2 separate regions of the Homo sapiens genome follow, and region 2 is linked to region 1. A link is an interaction called in ENCODE POLR2A ChIA-PET data of the cell type or tissue named here. Cell type or tissue: Caco-2. All regions are shown on one strand. Each heading gives the region's core, and the rest is flanking DNA. Links, peaks and the distances in the headings are about the cores only.

What was found. ChIA-PET counts read pairs that join two places held together with the same protein. Peaks named below come from ENCODE experiments on the same cell type or tissue, not always from the same donor. Only the 100,000 strongest peaks of a DNase experiment are listed, where the experiment ranks them.
Region 2: POLR2A ChIA-PET joins it to region 1 with 9 read pairs; 2 of 35 experiments call an interaction of 5 or more read pairs at or near these places.

The regions. Positions count from the first base shown.
Region 1 is chr19:33,898,744-33,910,547 of GRCh38, forward strand. SUNO1 (S-phase upregulated non-coding 1) reads left to right here and starts at 6,156. Exons shown (of 2, transcript NR_186328.1): 1 at 6,156-6,284; 2 at 6,379-9,650. In Caco-2, for the core only: no CTCF peak of the experiment used is centred there; a DNase peak (open chromatin) is centred at 7,388; H3K4me3 peaks cover 1,336 bases.
Region 2 is chr19:34,023,419-34,035,222 of GRCh38, forward strand. It overlaps the pseudogene RPS4XP20. Among named protein-coding and RNA genes, the nearest start is that of SUNO1, 120 kb to the left of the region's middle. RefSeq lists a silencer at 7,430-7,582. In Caco-2, for the core only: no CTCF peak of the experiment used is centred there; no DNase peak of the experiment used is centred there.

The sequences.
Region 1 (11,804 bases), core at 4,622-9,621:
TTCCTGTAGGTCAGTTGCTATTTTCTTTCTTTCTTTCTCTTTCTTTCTTTCTTTCTCTCTCTTTCCTTCTTTCTTTCTTTCTTCCTTCCTTTCTTTCTTCCTTTCTTTCCCTTTTCTTTCTTTCTTTTTCTTTCTTTTTTTTTTTTCAAGGTCTCACTTTGTTGCCTAGGCTGGAGTGCAGTGGTGCAATGACAGTTCACTGCAGCCTCCATCTCCCAGGCCCAAGTGATCCTCCCACCTCAGCTTCCCAAGTAGCACACCCAGACTACAGATGTGCACCACCACACACTGATTTTTTTTTAACTTTCTGTAGAGGTGGGGGTCTCACTATGTTGCCCAGGCTGGTCTCGAACTCCTGGCCTCTAGTGATCCTCCTACCTCACCTCTCAAAGTATTGGGATTATAGGTGTAAGCCACCATGCCAAGCCTGTTTTCTATTTATTCTCTTGGTTTTGAGTCATTTGGTCTTGTCTTCTGATATGCCTCATATATTTTGAACAAATGCTGCATGTTTTGTATGAAAAATTGTAGAACCAATGTGATGCTGTAGATGATGGTATCTTTCTCCAGAGAGTTTATTTTGCTTTTGTCAAGCAGTTAGTATAGAGGCAGAGCATCTTAATCTGATTTGAATAAAAGCTGAATCTTTTTTGAGAGTTGATCAGAGGCTGTAACCAAAAGCCTAGGGTATTACCAGAGCCTTTCTGAGACTGCCAAAGCTTTGCCCAGCTTCTTAGCCTTTAAATCACTGCTCCTAGAAGCAAATGCCTGGAGGGGAAGAACAGTGCCAAATGTTAGGCTCATCTTTCTAGGTTTCCCTTTCTCTAGGATCTTCCCCTCTCAAGTCCTCACTGTCTGGATAGCTCTCTGATTTTATTTATTTATTTTTTTCATGGCCAGGTCTCATTCTGTCGCCCAGGCTAGGGTGTAGTGGCACTATCTTGGCTCACTGCAACCTCTGCCTCCTGGATTCAAGCGATTCTCCTGCTTAAGCCTCCCAAGTAGCTGGAACTACAGGTACATGTCACCAGGTCTAGCTAATTTTTGTATTTTTAGTAGAGATGGGGTTTCAGCATGTTGCCCAGGCTGGTCTCAAACTCCTGGACTCAAATGATCCACCCCACTTGGCCTCCCAAAGTGTTGGGATTACAAGCATGAGCCACCATGCCTGGCCAGTCTCTGATATTTTAAAACAGATTTTTAAAATTATCTAACTGTTCCAGTTGTTTAAGGTGGGAAGTTTCATTTGATCCAGACTGGCGTTCCAGAGCCAGAAGAAGAGATCTCAACTGTTCCTTTAGCATAATTCCTCACCTATAATGATGGTTAGCATAAAAATTAAGGTTTAGGGTATTGGCTTTGAATTCATAAATTCCATCTGGGTGGGTTTAAAAAGTATAAGTTGGTTAAACTGGTTGGAAAGAGTGGAAAATTATAGTTCTCTGTTAAGATAAATTGTTCTAACTAAATTAGTATAAGAAGCGTTTGAGCAGTCACTGGAAACATACAATACATCCCAGTTAACTTTCCGGTACTTTTTCTCTTAGTGAAGTATACGTTTGTTTTATAGCAGCAAGAATTAGGGATGCTTCTAGCCTTCTCAGCCTTCTGTCAGGCTCTGGGTCATCTTGTAGTATGCTTGTTAGGTCCCTAAGAAGACACTGTGTTTGCCTCTCTGTTTATGCCTCAGGTAAACCCATTCAATAAACATATAGCAATCACATTTAAAGATTCTCATCTTACTTATCCAAAAGTTTCAGAAATTGTCCTTTTAAAGTACAAACATCCATAAAAACCGAGAAGATGGGCCGGGTGTGGTGGTTCACGCCTATAATCCCAGCACTTTGGGAGGCCGAGACGAGCAGATCACCTGAGGTCAGGACTTTGAGACCAGCCTGGCCAACATGGCAAAACCCTGTCTCTACTAAAAATACAAAAAAATTAGCCAGCCATGGTGGCGCATGCCTCTAATCCCAGCTACTTGGGAAGCTGAGGCAACAGAATCACTTGAACCGGGAAGTGAAGGTTGCAGTGAGCCAAGATCGTGCCACTGCGCTCCAACCTGGGTGACAGAGGGGGACTCTGTCTCAAAAAAAAAAAAAAAAAAAAATCCCTGAGAAGAAGAAAAGAATAAACAGAACACACACACAAATAATTTTGCACAGCAGAGTGGAGAGGTGATACAGCCAGCCACTTGTCAAATAACTACAGCTGTTGCAAGCTTGATCTTGGCAGGTTGTTCATGCCACATGGGGAAAAGGGCCTTCAAAGCACAAAGTTCGACCCATTCTGGCAGAGTATCAGGATGAACTAGTTAACCTGAAGGCCAGGCTGCATGCTGGACAAGAACAGCTGGGAAGGCTGAGGGCATCTACTGCAGGCACTCACGTTTTGAAGCACAAGTAGGTTTTATTACCAAGGCTGTGCATAGCCACCAGCGAAAGTATAGGTAAGGCTGCTTAGTGAACTGCTTTGGGAACTGAATGAGCAGAAACGAATCTGTGAGCCCTAGAGACTATCCTCTAAAAAGGCCATGGACTGATTGTATGATAATGTTTGGGCCTCTGAACACAAGTGGGAGATTCAAGACCAGCCACTCAAATCAGATTGCTTCAGTTAATAAAATAAGGGACAATGACAGGAAGTACATGGTGTGGGGGCTGGTCCTCTCAACTCCTTGGAGAGACACACAGAAGAAAAAAAATGGTTTTAGCTAGGCTATAATCACAGAATCTGTTAGGACTAAACGGATCCTCCTTGTAGATAGAGTCTAACGTTAACCACCTTATGTTACAGATGAACAGACACCATGCCGAAAACTCCTTTTCACCTGCCAGTCCTCATATCAAACACTCATTCTTCGGCAAAGGCTTCCCTGCTTCCATTTGGTGGCTCTATCCTTCATTCATTTATTTTCTTTATTTTTCTTCTTTTTTTGTTTTAGAGGGAGTCTTACTCTGTCGCCCAGGCTGGAGTGCAATGGCACGATCTCGGCTCACTGCAACCTCCACCTCCCCAGTTCAAGTGATTCTCCTGCCTCAGCCTCCCTAGTAGCTGGGATTACAGGCATCTGCTACCATGCCCAGCTAATTTTTGTGTTTTTTAGTAGAGATGGGGTTTCATCATGTTGGCCAGGCTGGTCTTGAACTCCTGACCTCAGGTGATCCACCCTCTTCAACCTCCCAAAGTGCTGGGATTACAAGCGTGAGCCATAGCGCCTGGCCTTCTTCATTATTTTCTAATCTCAAGTGTGAGCTCCATCATTTCAGGAGCTCAAGAAAACAAAAGGTCCTCAATATCATTTGCTGAAGGGACACATGAGAAGGGGTATCTGCAAAGTGCACTGAGTCTCCATTGTCCTGAGCCCCAGCCCAGGCAATTCAGCCAGACTCCAATAGCAGTTCAAAAGTTTCAGAACACTCTGAAAAAACAATTTAAACATGATATGAAATATAGAGAATAACAGAATGACCCACCATGTACACATTACTAATGCCCCATCATTTTCCCATCTATATCTTCACACACTTCCCTTGCCCCATCTAAAACTACTTACACACAAATCCCAGATATCCTATCATTCCCTCTAAATATTTTATCCTGTATTTTCAGAAGATAATTTTAAAAATACCACCATAATATTACCGTTTCTAAAAAATTTAAGAAGACTTTTAAAATATCAAATATCCCATCAGTATTGAAATTCACAAGTGTCCTAAAAACGTTAGTTTTTTTTTCTTTTTATCATTTGTTTGATTCAGAATCTAAATGTGATTATTTTCCTTGCAATTCATTATTGAAGAACTGGGTCGTTTATCCTGCGGTTTTACAAGAGCTGGATTGTTTTGATTATGTCCCCATAGTGCTGTTTAACATGTTCCCCTGCAGTTTTCATTTCATGTAAATTAGTACAGGAGTCCCCCCCCATCCTCCAGGATATATTCCAAGACCCCCAGTGGCTGCCTGAAATCATGGACAATAGCAAACCCTACATACTGTAGAGTATGTTTCTTCATATATATATATATATATATGAATGATAAAGTTTAATTTATAAACTAGGCACAGTAAAAGATTAACAACAGTAACTAGGCACAGCAAGAGATTAACAGCAATAACTAATAATAAAATAGAACAATTACAACAATGCACTGTAATAAGAGTTACGTGAATGTGGATGTAGTAACCCAGACGGGTATTGAGTGACTAATGGGCAGGTGGTATGGACAGTGTAGATACACAAGGGGATGATCGCATCAGGGTGGTGGAGTGGCTTCGTTGTCTGGGGTAAATACTTGAGGTTCATTGCCTCATACCAAGGAAATCAAGGATCCAGATGTATGTGAAATGAGGTTAACAGCGGAGGTTTAATAGGCAAAAGAAAGAGAAAAGAGAATAGCACTCTCTCCCACAAGAGACGGGGCGGGGGGGAAGGGGCGGGGCGGGGAGGGGCGGGGCGGGGCGGGGGGCCGGCCGGCAGCCCTGGAGGAGTGCACTGGATTTCATAGATAAGCTTGAGGAGGCGGTGTCCGATTTACATCGGGCCCAAAGATTGGTTGGACTAGGTGTGATGTTTACATAACTCGCAGGGAAGCCGGCTACCCCACCCTAATCTTTTTTTTTATTTTAGACAGAGTCTTGCTGTGTTGCCCAGGCTGGAGCGCAGTGGCGCAGTCTTGGCTCACTGCAACCTCCCAGGTTCAAGCAATTCTCCGGCCTCAGCCTCCCAGGTAGCTGGGATTACAGGCGACCACCACTAGGCCTGGCTAATTTTTGTATTTTTAATAGAGACGGGGTTTCACCACGTTGGCCAAGCTTGTCTTGAACTCCTGAATGCAGGCGACACCTCCTCCCCCGGCCCTCAGCTTCCCAAAGTGCTGGGATTATAGGCTTGAGCCACCTCGCCCAGCCCACCCCACCCTAATCTTATTATGTAAATGGGGTCTTTGCTTGGCCGGGGTTATGTTGCCTGCTCCTTGGTGTACACATGTCTGGCAAAGAGAAGGGAAGATTGAGCCGCCTTTTTGAACATGCCTAGTCCCAGGTAGCCTTTTCCTATTGGCACAGCTGCTGGCATTCACCCGTGCAAGCTTCTAGCTTGCTTGTCTATGTCTGCAGCTCGATTTTACAGGCTGCTCTTTGTTAGAAAAGAAAATGATTTGGGGGCTGCTTTCCATTAAAAGGAAAACCTTACCAAGGACTTCCTTACCCTCACTATCTGCCTAAATCATTTCTTCTTAACTCCCCTATCAGTGGGACAGAGCGGGCCAGCAGGAGATTTCATTGTGCTATTCAGAATGGCACGAAATTTAAAACTTACAAATTTTTTTTCTGTAATTTTCCATTTACTATTTTTAGACTGCGGTTGACTTGGGTAACTGAAATCAAAGCAAGACGGTGGGTAGGGGGGACCACTGTGGTTGATCTCAGTGGTCTAGACACCTTTTGGGACCCCTCAGAGCTCCATATATCAAACCTGAATCTGATCATTCATGGGGGTTCAGTGGGGCCCCAAGAGATGTCTAGACCACCTCATAGTTGATGCTGAGTTTTTTTATTTCAAGGCATATAATGTGGGGAAATGGAGTGATCTCTTTTTCTGATGTCAGCAGCCACTGCTAATCGTGCCTACATCCATTCATTCATCAGGGATGCAAAATAGTGATATTCTGTCTATTGATTCTTCCTCACTTAATAGCTGGAAATACTTTAGGAGAAATACCCATCTCAGATACCGTGTGGCCACCAAAGCCCAATTTTAACACAATTGTAACCAAGACAATGCTTTCTCTCCTTACAGTCCTCTGCAGGAGGTTGAGCGACTTTAAGCAAACCTTTTTTTTTTTTTTTTTGAGATAGAGTTTTGCTGCTGTAGCCCAGGCTGGAGTGCAATGGTGTGATGTCGGCTCACTACAACATCTGCCTCCAGCGTTCAAGCGATTCTCCTGCCTCAGCCTCCTATGTAGCTGGGATTACAGGCACGTGCCACTAAGCCCAGCTAATTTTTTGTATTTTTAGTAGAGACAGGGTTTCACCATGTTGGCCATGCTGGTCTTGAACACCTGACCTCAGGTCATCCGCCCACCTCGGCCTCCCAGAGTGCTGGGGTTACAGGCATGAGTCACTATTTATTTTCTAGCCAAGAACTGACTGGCAGAGGTGGGCCCGACAGCTGTGGGAAACACATTCTTGCCTGGTTCTCTCCCGGCCAGTCAGCTGAAGCAGAGGCCCTGCCTACCCAGAGATTTTCTCAAAGCAGCACGGCTCCAGGGCCTGCTCTAAAGGTCTGGCCTTTCTCTTTGAAAATGTTTTCTCCTGTAATTAAGGGATTTTCTAACTTGAGCAATAGATTAAAATTCATCAAAATTATATTTTCAGAAAGCCATAAACCTGAAGCTACTAAGGTCTGGCTCCAGGAAATCCTGAATCCAGGAAGGATGCTCAGCGGGACAGAATTGAAGACAATAGTTCATCATCTTTCCTTCCCAGGATCGAGAATATCCCAAGGAAATGCCAAGTAAAAAAGTAAAATCAGCGATTGATTTTGCGTTTGGAGAACTGACCACGTTTCTTGATCAAATGCCGATTGCAAGTCTGAGTCAAGGTTGAGCATATAAAGGAATCCTCCCGGGTACCTCCCCTTGGGGTCTTCACATGATGTGATTTTGAAAAACCAGACTCGGGCGATCAGAGACCTCACTGCGGAGGAAATGAAGGATGCCTCGCTTCCAATACCTGGCTCCCATGAACACTCCCTCGGGTCCCTGCTAGCGCCAGCCTGAGACAGAGAGCGCTTCCTGTCCTGCTGACTGCAGAAGTTAAACGGAATCTCCACTCCCGGATTGAGGAAAGAAAGGCGTCTTCCTGTTGATTTTCGCGAGGCTGCTGACCTTCGCGGCGCCCCGACTGGGCCCACCCCGCGGAGCTGTCGGGGCAGCAGGCGCCCAGGACTTCCTGAATCCCCGGCCCCTCTGGCCTAACCTAGATCTCCCAGGACTCAGGCCTGGGAAAATCACGGCGTCTGCCAGGCCCTCCTCGCAGGCTTTGCAGTTTGCTAACTCGCGGTGCGGCCTTGGGACAGTGCCTCAGTTTCCCCAAGTGTAGTGAAGTAGGGCTGGACCGTGATTCTCAGAATCACCCAAGAAGCTTTTCCAGCATCGCCTGCCAGGGTGTCCCTGGGGACCCACCGGATCGGAGAGGGGGTCGGGGGCGAAAAGCGCCAGGAGGCTGGCAGCCCGGGCTGGAACCCGGGACTCGGGCTCGCCCGCCTCGGCAGCTACTCCACGGTCTGCCTGGCCCCGGAGCTCGCCTTCGGCCTGGGCGGGGTCTTGCGCGTCTCCGGGCCGGTTCCGGGAGGCCGGGCGGGGCGGGGCGGGCCGGGCTGGGTTGTCCCACCGGAAAGACTCGTTTCAGCTGGAGCAGGCGGCGGCCGGGCGGAAACAGACTTGTCGCCCCCGCCTCGGGCACTCCCCGCTCCCCCACCCCACCACCCTCCCCCCCCGCCCTGCGCGGCCCGCCAGGGTCCGGGAATCGCTGGCCTGCAGCTGGGGCAGCCCCGGGTCACCCCCGCCCACGCCTTCCCCGCCCACAGGACGCGCCCCCTAGGCCACACCTGAGCTCGCCCTGCGGTCCCGGGCAGTGACTCCGCCGAGCCTCGGTGGGGGAGGGGACAGGGGAGAGAATAGGGAAGAGGGGCGCGATCTGTGTCTGGGACCCGTTGCCAAGAAACCCGACCCTCGGGCTCTGGCCATCAGCAGCCGCGGTGCAGCTGCCTCCCCCTGCCTCCAGGTCGCCCAGCAGAGCTTTCTAGAGCTGGGTGCTCAGAAGACCCCAGGCGGAGGCAAGAACCTTGGGCCGCGGCTCTGTGGGAAAAGCCCTCGGGGAAGCCAGACGGCGCGCTCCAGCTCCCCATCGCGGGCGTGGGCCCCGGGGTGGAGGCAGTTGGGTCGCGGCCCTGCCACCCCCATGCTGCACGGCCTCGGCCCAGTGCCACCACCTCTGTGGGCCGCCGTTTCAGCCTCCAGATGGGGTGGCGGCGGGCCCCAGCCCTTGCCCCAAGTCTCTAAGGAAGGGTCTGGCCTGGCCCGCCCAGATCCGAGCTGCTGCGTACGCGCGGGGCTGGGAGCTGCAAAAACGCCCGGGGCCCAGGGTGAGCGGCTGGGCCCTCGGGGGACCCGGCGCGCGCGGGGGCTCCAGCTCCGCCCTGTTGGGGGCCAGAGCAGGAGGGAGGCCGCCCCAGCTTGTTCTGGGCCGCAGCCCTGCCGACCGCACGGGACAGGCGCCGCGTCCTCTCTGGGCCTCCAAGACGCAGACTAGAAGCCCATAGCTGCTGGGAAGATGGGCACCCCAGGTCTCCGCGCACGGCCTTCCCAGGGCCACGGTGAAACATGGATGCGACACTCAGGCACCTTCCCGGCCCCCGGCGAAAACGCAAAGCCTGAGCCCATGATGGGCTCGGAAGCTCTGCGGGATTGAGTCATCAGAGGAATGCTGATCTAGAAGTACAATGGCTGGAAGACACCCGCAGAAACCGCGGGCACTGGAGAGCAAGTGCAGCTTTAATCTCCAGGCGTGATTTAGATGGAAAGCAGCCTGAAGACCAGTTAAGAGAACCGCGAGCAGAGCGCGCTGGACTAGCACCAACAGACGTGAGTTCGAGACCGTCCTGCCCCTTAATCCTGTGTGACCTTGGTCCATTTTTTAAGTCTGTGAGCCTCGCAGTGTTCTCATTCCTGAAAAGAGCCTGCCCCATCTCCGGACTGCAGTGAGAACAAAAGGAGACTATGAACATGACTTTTTGCCACTTTTGAAGCCCCACACTGAGGAAAGATTTTCCTAGCACTTGGGAGATTTTCTTTAGCACCAGCTGCCAAGAATGCTGGGAAGGAGACAGCCCCATCCCAGAAGGAAGACACCTTAAATCAGAACTTTATTTTTCCTCCTATGAAAATACAATCTAATACTGGAGAAGTGTAAAAATTAAGGAGTCATTAGAAGCCATTTGTTGTTGTTGTTGTTGTTATTGTTTTGAGACAGGATCTTACTCTGTCACCCAGGCTGGAGTGAGGTGGCACGATCATTGCTCACTGTAGCCTCCAACTCCTGGACTCAAACAATCCTCCCTTCTCGGCCTCCCAAGTACCTGGGACGAGAGGTGCACTGGGCGTGGTAGCACACATCTGTAGTCCCAGGTACTTTAGAAGCCGAGAAGGGAGGTCTCACTATTTTGCCCAGGCTGGTCTCCAACTCCTGGGATCAAGCCATCCTCTTGCCTCGGCTTCCCAAAGTGTTGGGATTATAGGTGTGAGCCACCACTCCCAGCCTGTTGTTTTAACTTTCTATCAAAGAAATGGATGGAGGGTGGACAGGGATGCTGGGTGCTTTAGATTAGACTTGAAAGAGTTAACAGCATAGGTTACAGAATCACACATACCCGAATTGGAATCTCATCTTGACCCTTTACTACCACTGTTTCGTTATGTTAGTGACTTAACCTCTCTGTGCTTCAGTTTCTTCATCTGTAAAATGAAGAAAATGGCACCAACCTGTGGGGTTGTTGAGAAGATGAAATGCAATAGTGAATGTAAAAGTGCCTGACAGGACCCAGCACGTGGTAATACATAATAAATGCTAGCTAGTTTTGGTTTCCATCCTTCCTTCCTACCAATTTTTATTGTAAAATATTTTTAAACATGCGGAAGAGTTGAAAGAATCATACAGTGAACACCCACGCATGTTCCACCTAGCTTCTGCATTAACATTTTTACTCTATTTGCTCTATCACATATCTGTCCATCTAGCTTTCTTTCCCTCTATCCATATATCAATCCATCTGTTCTGGTTACTACTGTTATGTAACAAATTCCTCAAAACTTCGTGACTTGAAAAAAACAGCCATTTTTGTCATGCTCATGGATTTCATGAGTTAGAAATTCAGACAGATTGGCTTGTTGCTGCTCTAGGACGTCTGGGGTCTCAGCTCGGAGGACTTGATGCCTGCAGGCTGGAATCGTCCTGAGGCATCTTCACGCACATGTCTGGGGGTTGCCAGCATCGTGCCTGCGTGTGATCTCATCATGAAGCTCAGACTTCCTCCCAGCATGGTAGCCTCAAGGTAGCTGAACTTCTCCCAGGGCGGCTCAGAGCTCCGAGAGTGTGTTCTGGCAAACAAGGCAGAAGTTGCAGTGCCTTTATAACCCAGCCTTGCAAGTTACATAGCATTGCTTCCTGTTGGTCAAAGCAGCCATAGATTCAAATAGGGGAGAATTAGGTTCCACCTCTTGCTGGTGATGTGGGAGGCTCATTTTGTAGATCTGTGGCACAGGAACTGTTGTGGCCATCTTTGGAGATGCCACATTTACCCCTTTGGTCACAATAATGCTTGTGCAATATGCACAAATTCTCATTCCATGAAATCATCAGGCTCAGAGTCCAAGATTCCTTTTTATTGTTGTTGTTGGCTTTTGTTTTTTAGAGATAGGGTCTTGCTCTGTTGTCCAGATTGGAGTGCAGTGGTGCCATCATAGCTCATTTGAGCCTGCAACTTCTGCTCCAGTGATCCTCCCACCTCAGCCTCCTGAATAGCTGGGACTGCACACATGCACCACCACACCCATCTAATTTGGTTTTTATTTTGCAGAGACAGGGGTCTCGCTATGTTGCCCGGGCTGGTTTTGAACATCTGGCCTCAAGCAACCTTCCCACCTTGACCTCCCAAAGTGCTGGGACTACAGATGTGAGCCAATAAACCACTTCAAAATAAACCTTTCTTGTCCGGGCGAGGTAGCTCACACTTGTAATCCCAGCACACCAGGAGGCCGAGGTGGGTGGATTACCTGAGGTTGAGCAACAAGGAGAAACCACGTCTGCACTAAAAATACAAAAATTAGCTGGGTGTGGTGGTGTGCGCCTGTAATCGCAGCTACTTGGGAGGCTGAAGCAGGAGAATCACTTGAACCTAGGAGGCAGAGTTTGCAATGAGCTGAGATCACGCCACTGCACTCCAGCCTGGGCAACAGAGCGAGACTCTGTCTCAAAAAAAACCCAAAAACTAAAATAAGCCTTTCTCTCTTTTGGGTTCCCCATGAAATTGCTGTGGGACAATGCCCTTAAGATTCCTAGAAGTTGGTTGGGCGCAGTGGCTCACGCTTGTAATCCCAGCACTTTGGGAGGCTGAGGTGGGTGGATCACCTGAGGTCAGGAGTTTGAGACCAACCCGGCCAACATGGTGAAACCCTGTCTCTACTGAAAATACAAAGAATTAGCTGGGCATCGGGGCAGATGCCTGTAATCCCAGTTACTCAGGAGGCTGAGGCAGGAGAATTGCTTGAACCTGGGAGGCAGAGGTTGCAGTGAACTGAGATCCCAGGCTATGCACTCCAGCCTGGGAGACAGAGCAAAACTTAGTCTCAAAAAAAAAAAAAAAAAAAAAGATTCTTAGAAGTCCTATTGTTTAACACAGAGGATCTACAAAGTATGCTGTTAGTTTCCTTAAGAGGCTTTTTGTCTGGTTGAAAGGGTCTACAAGGCACCACCATAAAATTTTCTCATATCTTAAAGAAGAACTTTACAGTGGGGCACTTGGTTCACCCTTACCCTGAGCTGCTTTCCTAACAGTGCCCTGGGTCTGATCTTTGCCCTTTTTGAATCTTCCACTGGGAGAAACGTGGAATGAGAAACAGTTTTTTGTTTTGTTTTGTTTTTTGAGACAGGGTCCCACTATGTCACCCAGGCTGGAGTGCAGTGGTGCAATCGTAGTTCGTTGCAGCCTCAACCTTCTGTGCTTAAGCGATCCTCCTGCCTCA
Region 2 (11,804 bases), core at 3,181-8,180, 120 kb after region 1:
ACGAGCCACGACTGTATTAGGCACGGAAAGAGCATGGTGAGCTCTTTCAACATGCAATTCCAAATATTTTTCACTTCAGGAAACTTTTCTGAAAGTATAGTTTTCAGTGTTTGTTTTCTATCCTTGCCTTGGTTTTCTTCTTCAGGGACTCTTATTACGTAGGTGTTGGATCTTCTTTGCCTATCTGCAAAACATTTGCAACTTCTTCCAGAATTTCATCTCTTTCCTCCTTTATTTTTCACATTTTTCTCCTTTCAACTATTTTAAAGACATTATCTGTTGTTCTATTTGCATGTATATTCCTCCTAGTTTAGTCTTTATTTCTGAATTTTTTTTCTTCTATTTTTAGGGGTTTTTCTCAGTTCCATAACCTTTCCTGCTGGTCTAATTCTGACTTATGTTGTTCTTGCATGTCTTATATAATTTTCTCAGTGTCTTTTACCTTCTTTTGAATGAGAAGATTACAGTGTTGATTTGGTTTGTGAGCTTGTCTTTCTACATATTTTCTCTGTCTGAAAAAGTGTTATTCTGCTCTTTAATCTCTTTTTAAAAATAATAACTTGGTATAGGATTTGACCTCAATTGCTTGCTCATTTTTATGTAAAATTAATTTTCCTGAAATTTTAGAAGAAGGAGTGCCTCCAGGTAGCTTTTCTTATTTCACAGAACCCCCGCTTCACTTATGCTGTCTCCTCCAAAATTTGGAGGTTTGCTTTTTGAGATGTGCTGGCTCTGTGCCCCTCCAGCTTTTTCATCTGGACCTTCTCCTTCCTTCATCTTTATTGGCCCTGCTCTGCTCAATTCAATTTCTATTCCCAGCAGTTGCTTCTCAGTGTGGGAGCCTATCCTGAAAGGTACAATTTCAGAGCATCCATGGGAGTCTCCTCCAGGCCCTTGAGACCTTACCCCAGGCAGCCTGTGCTCGTCCATGATAAGAGAGGACAAAACCCCTCCCGATTTCAGTGACTGTTCCCAGATTGGTCTGCTGCACTTTCCAGTTAACACCTGTTTGCTCTTTGAGGATGCTCCTATTCTCTAGTCTGTCAAATACCCCATTAGTTCCCTCTGCATTCTTCCACATAGACACTGATACTCTAAAGGTCTTGTGGCTGTTGTTGGTTTGTCTTTGCCATTTTTGTTTTGAGGTTTCTGGGAATACCTTGTAATTAGTTTTGTTGTAAATGTCATCCATGTGTTTTTGGTTGGCCACTAGTGCTCTATTTTGTTTACAAATTTGTAAAAGGTAGAAAGCTCTGCCACCATCTTCCCAGAATTCCTTATTTTTATTTTTAATTTAATATGATCATGCAAACGCTAATAAGAACACCAGATAACAGGATGGACACTTAGCATTGTGTTACAATTGCTTACAGTATTCAGTGCAGTAACAGCCTGTACAGATTTGTAGCCTAGGAGAATAGACTAAACCATATAGCCTAGGTATGTAGTAGGCTGTACCACCTAGGTTAGTGTAAGTATGCTCTATGATGTTCACCCAATGACAAAATTTATGGTACCATAAATTTATGCATTTATGGTGTCAACACAAGAAGTTGGAGTGAACCTAAAATCCCCAGGTATTATAATAGGTATCTAAAAACTGTTCTGACAATCTTATAAAAAACTCAATGTGTGTTTTTTCATGCATTTAATTTCTAGATTTGCTTCAGTGTCCCTGTGAGAGGCTCACATTTATCTTTCCTTTATGCCTTAACTCCATTGCCTGTGTAATGAGGATAATATTTTTAATATTAGAAAGATACAATTTTTATTCCCTTGTAGTCATATTCCACCAAATAGGTAAAGCTGTGATTCAGAGTACCAGGCAAGGAATCAGTCACAGCCAAGAACAGATGGATCCCTATTCAGCTTTCCATCTCAAAACTGGCTTTTTGGGAGGCCACGACAAGACCAATGCCCTGAAGGCTGAGTTTTCTTGAAAAAGAAAGGCCCCTCCCATCTCCAAACCCAAAGTTCCTCTATAAATATTTATAATCCAAGCTGGGAGGACTTACCCTAGAGAAGACTACTTCTTGCGACAGAGAAGACTCAACCTGTGACACAAGGGACATTTCCACTGGATAAGAAAGAAAGAATTCTTGGCACTAGGGATATAAGAGAAATTCAGAAGGGACCCATCTTGATCCAGGTTCACATGAATGCACGGCCTGTGGCAGGTGTTCATCTATGATCACAGCTGGCAGATGTGCAGGCAGGTTGGCCACCAGCTCAGATGCATGTGGCTCAATCCTATGGGACCACCCAAGGAGCTTGATGATATGTGGAACCACATCACCACCACCACAGGGAAGAAAGGGGTGGCGTTTACCCATCAGCCTCCATGAGTTAAGGGTTTCCCTAGGGGTATTACCTCCCCTACATTTCCAGGTTGCACATGTGTGAGTGCTGAATGGGGACACATGGGAATCCCATGTCCCAGCATCAGAGGTTCCAAGGCAGGAATCAGGAGGCTGCAGGGAGGTACTGACAGGTTTCACCTGTGCAGTACTGGTCACTGCTGCAGCAATGTCTAAAAGAAGAGTTGAGTACACAGGCAGTGCCCAATATAGGACCCAGTGAAGTTCTTATAATAGAGAAAGCAAATATTTTAATCAGATGTTCTACCTTTCATTACAATGTGATTGTGACGGTCAATATTGAGAGTCAACTTGATTGGATTGAAAGATGCAAAGTATTGTTCCTGGGTGTGTCTATGAGGGTGTTGCCAAAGGAGATGAACATTTTTGTCAGTGGACTGGGAAAGGCAGACACACCCCCTATCTGGGTGGGCACAATCTAATCAGCTGCCAGCATGGCCAGAATAAAAAGCAGGTGGAAGAACATGGAAAGACTAAACTGGCTGAGTCTTCTGGCCTCCATCTTTCTCCCATGCTGGATGCTTCCTGCCCTCAAGCATCAGACTCCAAGTCCTTCAGCTTCTAGTCTCTTGGACCATCGACCACAGATTGAAGGCTGCACTGTCGGCTTCCCTACTTTCGAGGTTTTGGGACTTGGACTGGCTTCCTTACTCCTCAGTTGGCAGATGGCCTATTGTGGGACCTCATTTTGTGATCATGTGAGTCAATACTCTTTAATAAACTCCCCATTATATACACATCTATCCTATTAGTTCTGTCCCTCTAGAGAACCCTGACTAATACAGTGATTAATCACTTTCTGCAAGAAGTGAAGGTATGTACAGAGTCTGACACTAGATTTTCATTCATTACACATGCAACAAAGAACACATAAAGTCCTATAGACTTTATAAATTTCCTTTATAAATTATCCAGTCTCAGGTATGCCTTTAACAGCAGCGTGAAAAAGGACTAATACAGTTATCTTTTGGTAACTGCACATTTAAGGTGTTAATTTCATCCTTCAATTGACAGTCTGGGGTCTTCGGCTTGGTTGATCATTGCTCCAAGTCATCACTGGGCTTGGGGTCAGGAGGCTCATGCCAGGCTCTAAATGTCAAGTACTTACTGGGTACTGGACAGAGCTCTATGTCCTTGATGTGTTTAACTCATTTAATGCCCCTATCAACCCTATGAGGTAGGTACAATTACTATCTCCATTGTCCAGATGAGGAAATTGGGTAAGTTAAACAACATTAAGCAGCTTACTCAGGTCCCACAGCTAAAGTGGTGTCTTTATTTCCAGCACTTAAAATGTTTCTTGGCCATTCTTGCTCTTAAGGCTGAATGACATGTCTGCCATAACACTTTGTGCTTCTCTTTAATGCTGTCTTCTTTCCTCCCTAAACTTCCCATGGTTTCTAACATTCCCCTTTCCACAACAGACCCTGACTCCTATCTGAGAAATTACAGCCATTAAACAAAAATAACTACTGTTCTTGCTAATTTGGCCAAGGATGTGTCCCATTGCCTCATGCAAAGCGTGGTACCTTCCAGGTCCGTGGAGGTGCTGGGCTGGTATTGGGTGCTCACGGCCACTCCTGAGCTCTCACCGAATGCAAAGCATGGTGCTCTGCACCAGGTGCTCTGGGAGCTTGGGAAGAAACCATAAACACATGAACACACAGATAATACCAGCCCACAAATGAGCATGCCAGCAGAGTTCAGGAAGGGAGAAAGCACTGAACTGAATGGGAGGGCTTTCTAGATAACATTTGCACAGATGGGAAAGAGAGGAGACGGCATTTCCAGCAGGGAGACCAACTTCAGAAGAGGCACAGAAGTGGGAATGCAACTGCAATTGCTATTCTGATTCTAGGCTTGGTGGGAAAAAAAAAATGCTGGCAGAGACTGCCACTAGTGCTAGGAAAAATACGCAACAGTGTACGCCATCAATCAGCAAAGTGTGGCCTTCATGTTGCTTTTTTCTTGAATATAGTTTTTTCTTTAACTACCATGTCTATTCATTTTCAGTCTTCTGTGACTGCCATTAAATAAGACCTAAGAGAGGCATTGTTTTGGACTGAACCCCAACAGAGGCCCCAACCAGACCAAACCAAAATGGAGTCACTTGTGCTAAGTGCCACATCATCAAACTGAAACTTTAAGGAAGCAGGATAATTCCCAAACAGACCAGTTTTCCCTGAAGAACGGGAGATTTGCAGCAACCAATCAGAAAGGGCAGTTAACTCTGCCCTTTAACTCTGCTTTAATCCTTACAAGGAAAGTAAACTTAAAGTAACACTGTCTTGGCCGGGTGCGGTGGCTCACGCCTATAATCCCAGCACTTTGGGAGGCCAAGACAGGCAGAACGAGGTCAGGAGATTGAGACCATCCTGGCTAACACAGTGAAACCTCGTCTCTATTAAAAATACAAAATATTAGCTGGGCGTGGTGGCGGGCGCCTGTATTCCCAGCTACTCAGGAGGCTGAGGCAGGAGAATGGCATGAACCCGGGAGGCAGAGCTTGCAGTGAGCTGAGATCGCACCACTGCACTCCAGCCTGGGTGACAGAGCGAGATTCCGCCTCAAAAAAAAAAAAAAAAAAAAGTAACCCTGTCTTTTTTTTTTTTTGAAACAGAATCTCGCTCTGTCACCCAGGCTGGAGTGCAATGGTGCGATCTCCACTCACTGCAACCTCCGCCTCCTGGGTTCAAGCGATTCTCCTGCTTCAGCCTCCCGAGTAACTGGGACTAGAGGCTCACGCCATCACATCCAGCTAATTTTTTTGTTTTTAGTAGAGACAGGGTTTCACCATGTTAGCCAGATTGGTCTCAAACTACTGACCTCAAGTGATCCACCCAGCTCGGCCTCCCAAAGTGCTGGGATTACAGGTGTGAGCCACTATGCCTGGCCCCTGTCTTATTTTTTGTATTAAGCTGTTCCCTTGTTCCTGCTCAAGCTACTTTACAAAAATAAATTGTCCTGCCACACCTAATGCAGCACCTTTCTATTTTTAAATGGGATGCTGCCCAATTCGTGAATTGATAGTAAAAGCCAATTAGATCATTAAAATCAATTTAATAAAGTTTTTTATTGACACTGCTTTCCCATTACTACAGGAGAGCTGAGTGAGAGACCATATGGCCCCCAAAGTCTACCTAGCCTTACAGAAAAGGCTTGCTGGCTCCTGGTCTAGAATATCAACCTTCCGAAAGAAAAGCTGCCAAAGCCAACCAGTTGGCACTATGGGTGTAAAATACTCACACCCATTTATCCTAAGTTTACATGAAATTCAAGATACCCAAGCTAATTGCATTCTCAAAAAAAGGTATCAAAGAAGGTAAACTGTAAAAAAAACCTGATACTACAGATTCAAATGTAACTGCTTTCCATGTTTCAAAAGATTCTGGAGCACACTCTAATCTGGACAGATTCTATAGATAGGGACTGAGACTCCCAAAGGAGTTGGGATTTTAATAAGCAAATTCTCTCCTTCATTCATAGCAATAAACACAAAAATGTTCAAAGATCATCTGTATTGTATTTGTTAAGAATATGTTAAATAAAAGAAAATATACACAATCCATTAATGTGAAATAACTTGAAACAAAAATTCAGTTAAAGAATTGGTTTTACAAGGATAAAGATCACCAAGTTAAAATGCATTAATTCCAAGATCATTTTACCAAAAGTATCACTGAGCAAGATGATTCCCCATCTCCCAAAATGATAATTAAAGGAGAATGTGGATGTCCATGTATGCTTAGATATTTATAGGAATGGGGGAAAGACATGGTGGACACACAGATCAGAGGCATGGTAGGAAAAGCCCAGCATTGAAAGACACAGGCCTTGGCCGGGCTCAGTGACTCATACCTGTAATCCCAGCATTTGGGGAGGCCGAGACAGGCAGATCACCTGGGTCAGGAGTTTGAGACTAACCTGGCCAACATGGTGAAATCCCATCTCTTCTTAAAATACAAAAATTAGCTGGGCGTGGTGGCGTGAGCCTGCAATCCCAGCTACTCAGGAGGCTGAGGCAGGAGAATTGCTTGAACTGTAGAGACTGTAGTGAGCTGAGATCACACTACTGCACTCCAGCCTGGGCAACAGATAGAGACTCCACCTCAAAAAAAAAAAAAAAAAAAGGAAAGAAAGAAAGAAAGAAAAAGAAAGACACAGCCTTAGTCATAACTCTGCTGGGAATGAGTCGTGTGTCCAAACACAAGACACTTAGCCACCCTGGGACTCCCCTGCTTCAATGAAGGAATCCTGCTAGATTATCTCTAGGGGCTTTTTCCATTTTGAGATTCATAAAAATTAACAGAACGTAAGAGTCTGTTTTTGAGCAAGGGAAAATTGATTAATTTAATGAATGTAAACAAATAGAATCCTTTCTCAGCTTTCTGATATCTTGTGTTTACAGTATTTAAATAGACTTTGTATACTTGAAAGAATATGATTACTTCATGTAAGACCTAATACTATCTAGGCTTCTAAGAACCTTAATGTGTTGGACGTCTCAGATCAGAAAGAAAACTGTAGAGAACAAGCAAGGAATAAACACAGAAATCCCCTGAGAAGAGTAACGCGGTTAAGAAACAGCCTGTGGCCTTGAGCAGCTGTGTGATCACCCACTAACGGTGCTCACTTTAAGAGTGTGGCACAGAAATGAGGGGACCGCACACATCAACACCCCCTTCCAGCGCTCATCAACAGCAGTAATGAAGGCCGCCCTCCAGGGAGAATTAGAATGAGATTTGGGAAATGGCATCAGACACATAAGAAAAGAACAGGAAACATGTTCAAGAACAGCTCAATGTTGCCAAAAGAGCAAAGATCATAAAATGGGGGTGGGGAGTGGAGAGGGAAGACTGTTTCCTGACTTTCTCCTGACAGAGGAAAACATTCTGGGGGCACAGATCCTGGGGAGTAACAGGAACAAAAACACCCGGGGCTGGTGAGTGTGCGAGGAAGGCGATGGACCCCATGGGTGTTCAGCCAGAAAGCTGGGAGTATGTTCCTACGTGGCCACAAAGCAGGGCCGGGAATCAGACCCTTCCAGGGGCCGTCGGAGAGAGCGATCAGGCTCGGAGATGTGGATAGGCAGCCGAACGCATAGGAGCGGGTGCGGGAGATCACCCAGAGAGAAGGTGAAGGGTGGGGCCTGGCTGCCTTGAGGGAGGAGAGGCTGCCAAAGATCACCGGGAGAACAAACGCCAGGCCTGGGAGTGACATAGGAGGCAGGACTGGACTCAGGAGACGGGGCTCAGACATCTAACCAAATGGAAGACTAGCTAAAACAGGGCTGTGTGCAGAAGCACCTTTCCGTAAGACACACCCACCAGCGCACCATGTCGGTTTATCATTGTCAGGGCAACACTCGGGAGTTACTGCCCCTGTCCATGGCAACAGCCCACTGACTCAGAAGTTACCACCCTATTTCTAGGAATTTCTGCATAATCCACCCCTCAATTTGCATATAATTAAAAGTACATATAGCCGGGTGCGGTGGCTCACGCCTGTAATCCCAGCACTTTGGGAGGCCGAGGTGGGTGGATCACGAGGTCAGAAGATCGCGACCATCCTGGCTAACACGGTGAAACCCCGTCTCTACCAAAGATACAAAAAATTAGCCGGGCGTGGTGGCGGGCGCCTGTAGTCCCAGCTACTCGGGAGGCTGAGGCAGGAGAATGGCAAGAACCTGGGAGGCGGAGCTTGCAGTGAGCCGAGATCACTGCCACTGCAGTCCAGCCTGGGCGACAGAGCGACAGAGTGAGACTCTGTCTCAAAAAAAAAAAAATTAAATGGAATAAATAGGAAATAGAATACCACAGAACACAATAGAAGATGTAAGAGAACATCCAAATAATAAGTATTGCTTCCAGAAACATGAAAGATAAGTGTGTGTGACCTGGAATGCAATAGGAAAAGAGGGTCTCAATTTCACTAGGAAATTGAATGATGAAGTGCATCAAAAAGTGGGGAAGTCGCCGGGCGTGGTGGCTCACGCCTGTAATCCCAGCACTTTGGGAGGCCGAGGCGGGCGGATCACGAGGTCAGGAGATCCAGACCATCCTGGCTAACACAGTGAAACTCCGTCTCTACTAAAAAATACAAAAAATTAGCCAGGGGTGGTGGCTGGTGCCTGTAGTCCCAGCCACGCGGGAGGCTGAGGCAGGAGAATGGTCTGAACCCGGGAGGCCGAGCTTGCAGAGAGCCGAGATCGCACCACTGCACTCCAACCTGGGCGACAGACCGAGACTCTGTCTCAAAAAAAAAAAAAAAAGTGAGGAAGTCACAGACATAAAGGAGAGGCTGGAGAGGATACAGGAGGCAGGGCTGGGGTATGGGTGAAAGAGAGTCAGAGAGAGCAACAGGAACAAAGGAGGAGAGGATAGGGTATTCTTATGGGGTCTTGCTATGTTGACCAGGCTGAATGCTGCTCAAGCAATCCTTCCACGTAGCTGAGACTATAGGCATGCCACCGCTGGCCAGGATGGCGCATTCTGATAAGCAATGAGTCCCTCCTTTTTTTTTTTTTTTTTTTTTTGGGAGTGGGGACAGATTCTCTCTCTGTCACCCAGGCTGGAATGCTGGAATGCAGTGGAATGCACCCGGCTAATTTTTGTAATTATAGTAGAGACAGGGTTTTGCCATGATGGCTAGGCTGCTCTCGAACTCCCGACCTCAAGTGATCCACCTGTCTTGGCCTCCCAAAGTGCTAGGATTACAGGTGCAAGCCACAGCACCTGGCCTCAGTCCCTACTCTCTTTCTCTTCCTCTCTCACTCCCTCTCCCTTACATCTGCTCCATCACGAAGGCTTGGCCACGAGGCTGCAAGTTAGGAAGATACAATTCAGAATACAAAGTAGAAAGTCAAACATTAGCCCCTTCTAGTTCCAAGGAATTTGAGGGTGAGGGTATGGGAAGGAAAGGAGGGGACTGAAAGATGAGGAGAAAGCAGGGCAGTCAATGGCCTGGAGGATGCAATCAAGGAATGATACTGGGAGGGGCAACTTCACCAGAAGGGCGTGAGGATGCATGCAGGATGCAACGTCCGAATAAGTCAGCAGGTGCCAGTGATGACCGAGCTAAGATGCATTGGCTGAAGTAGGTATGGGACAGGTCCATTGGCTAATGTAAATAAGGGACAAGGTCAATGGAACTTCAAGGTCAAGGTGCTAGACAGATTGTACATGTGGGTCCCAAAGTCCTCCAAGGTGGTTGCAAGGCTAGATGTGCAGAGAGATCATGAACCAAGTCCTGGGTGAACAAGGCTCTCAGTGGTCATCTCCCTGATAACAAAATTGCTGCCCTCTGCTGATACAGAACGGGGGCAGGCCTCCAGGAGTGCAGAGGCAGGCTGAGGGTCTGGGGCTCTAACTGGCCCTTAGACAGCCTTTCACATAATTTTCCTATTTTTAGACCCACCTTCAACTTCAGTCTGCCTATTCCTAAGTCTTTTGGGGATTTTGTCAAATAAATTGGGATGCTTTATGGCTTTTCTCCCAGCAGCTTGGAATACAGCTTTCTTGTGTCTGCCAAGTCAGCTACCTCTCACTCAAGTGCTTTCTAGCTTCCAAAATGTTGTCACTATTTTTCTTCTTTCTTGTCCTTTTTGTTCTAATGGATTTTTCTTTTTAAAAGATCCTTTTACTCTTGCTTTGGTTGGGTTTCAGGAAGGACCAAAAGTAAACACATGTTGAATCTACCATCTTTACCCCTGAGCTACTTTTATGACTGTAAAAAACAATAGTGCTGTATTCAGGCTGGGCACGAGGCTCACGCCTATAATCCCAAGCACTTTGGGAAGCCAAAATGGGCAGATTGCTTGCAACCAGGAGTTTGAGCTTGAGCAACAGGGTGAAACATTATCTCCACAAAATACCAAAAAATTAGCCGGACATGATAGCATGCTCCTGTAGTCCTAGGTACTTAGGGGGCTAAGAGGATCACTTGAGCTCGGAGAGGTTGAGGCTGCAGTGAGCTGTGATTGTGCCATTGTACTCCAGCCTGGGCAACAGAGCAAGACCCTGTCTCACACACATACACACACACACACACACAACCAATAATACTATATTCATTTTCACCCACAAAAATATGTGCTCCCTTTGATGTGTGAACAAGGTACCCCAGCCTCCTGCCTCAGGGCAGCCTGATGGAGTTGGCTAAGAGGTGTTCAGTCACACAGGCACTTTCCCCTGAGCCAAGCACATCCTCCCAGCCAGACCGCCACCACCCATGGGACTGTGTCTCTCAATGACAGTTACCACCCCACTGGGAAGAAACTCACCAAACTGTTCTATGAGCCTTGGGGCAGGGTGGAATCCTCATCCATGTAAATCAAAAGTTTTAAAACATCCCTTCACTGTAATGTACACATATGGAACCCAGATACATGATTTAAGAAAATCGTTTCGTAAGAAAATATAATTTCTTCATGATTAAATACAATGCCATCTAGTTACTCCTTCCTAAAGCTTTGATTGCAAAGAGTAGTTTCAGATGTTTCACCATTATATTCAGAAACCAGGAGTGAATTAAGACAGGCAATCACAGAATTGAAGGGCTTCAGAGGTAGAAAGAGCCTTAGCTACATGGTCAAACAGCCAGCTCTAACCAGGAAAACATGCCACCCAAGGCTTTATAGAAATATGTGTGTTGGGGCCATGCCCAGATCTTGGGGACCGACACACCAAGGACAGGGCCCAGGCATGTACACATTTATGAAACTGCCTAGATGGCTCTGCCAGGTACCAGGCACCCCCAAGAAACCACGCCTCCTCTGTCCTCATAATATCCCTCCATGTACAGGGGCAGAACACTGGCTCTGAGAATTTGTGCAATGCACCAGGTAGGCCTGGCAGAAGAGACACTGAAAGCCAGGCTGACACATGTTCTGGGTATTTTTACAACCTGCTTTATTCTTTCATTTGTTTATTTATTCTTTCAACAGCAATGTGTCAGGATCTTCTATGTCCTAATGATAGCAATATTTATTGAGTGCTTACAGTCTGCCTGGCACAGTTACCACTTTACAGGGGTTATCTCATTTAATCCTCATATTACCAGAAAGGGGTCCCAATCCAGACCTCAAGAGAGGGTTCTCAGATCTTGCCTAAGAAAGAATTCAGGGCGAGTCCATAGAGTAAAGTGAAAGCAAGTTTATTAAGAAAGTAAAGGAATAAAGAATAGCTACTCTAGAGACAGAGCAGCCCCGAGGGCTTCTGGTTGCCCATTTTTATGGTTATTTCTTGATTATATGCTAAATAAAGGGTGGATTATTCATGCCTTCCCTTTTTAGACCATATAGGGTAACTTCCTGACGTTGCCATGGCATTTCTAAACTGACATGGCGCTGGAGGTAGTGCAGCAGTGAAGACGACCAGACGTCACTCTCATCACCATCTTGGTTTTGGCTGGCTTCTTTACTGTAAC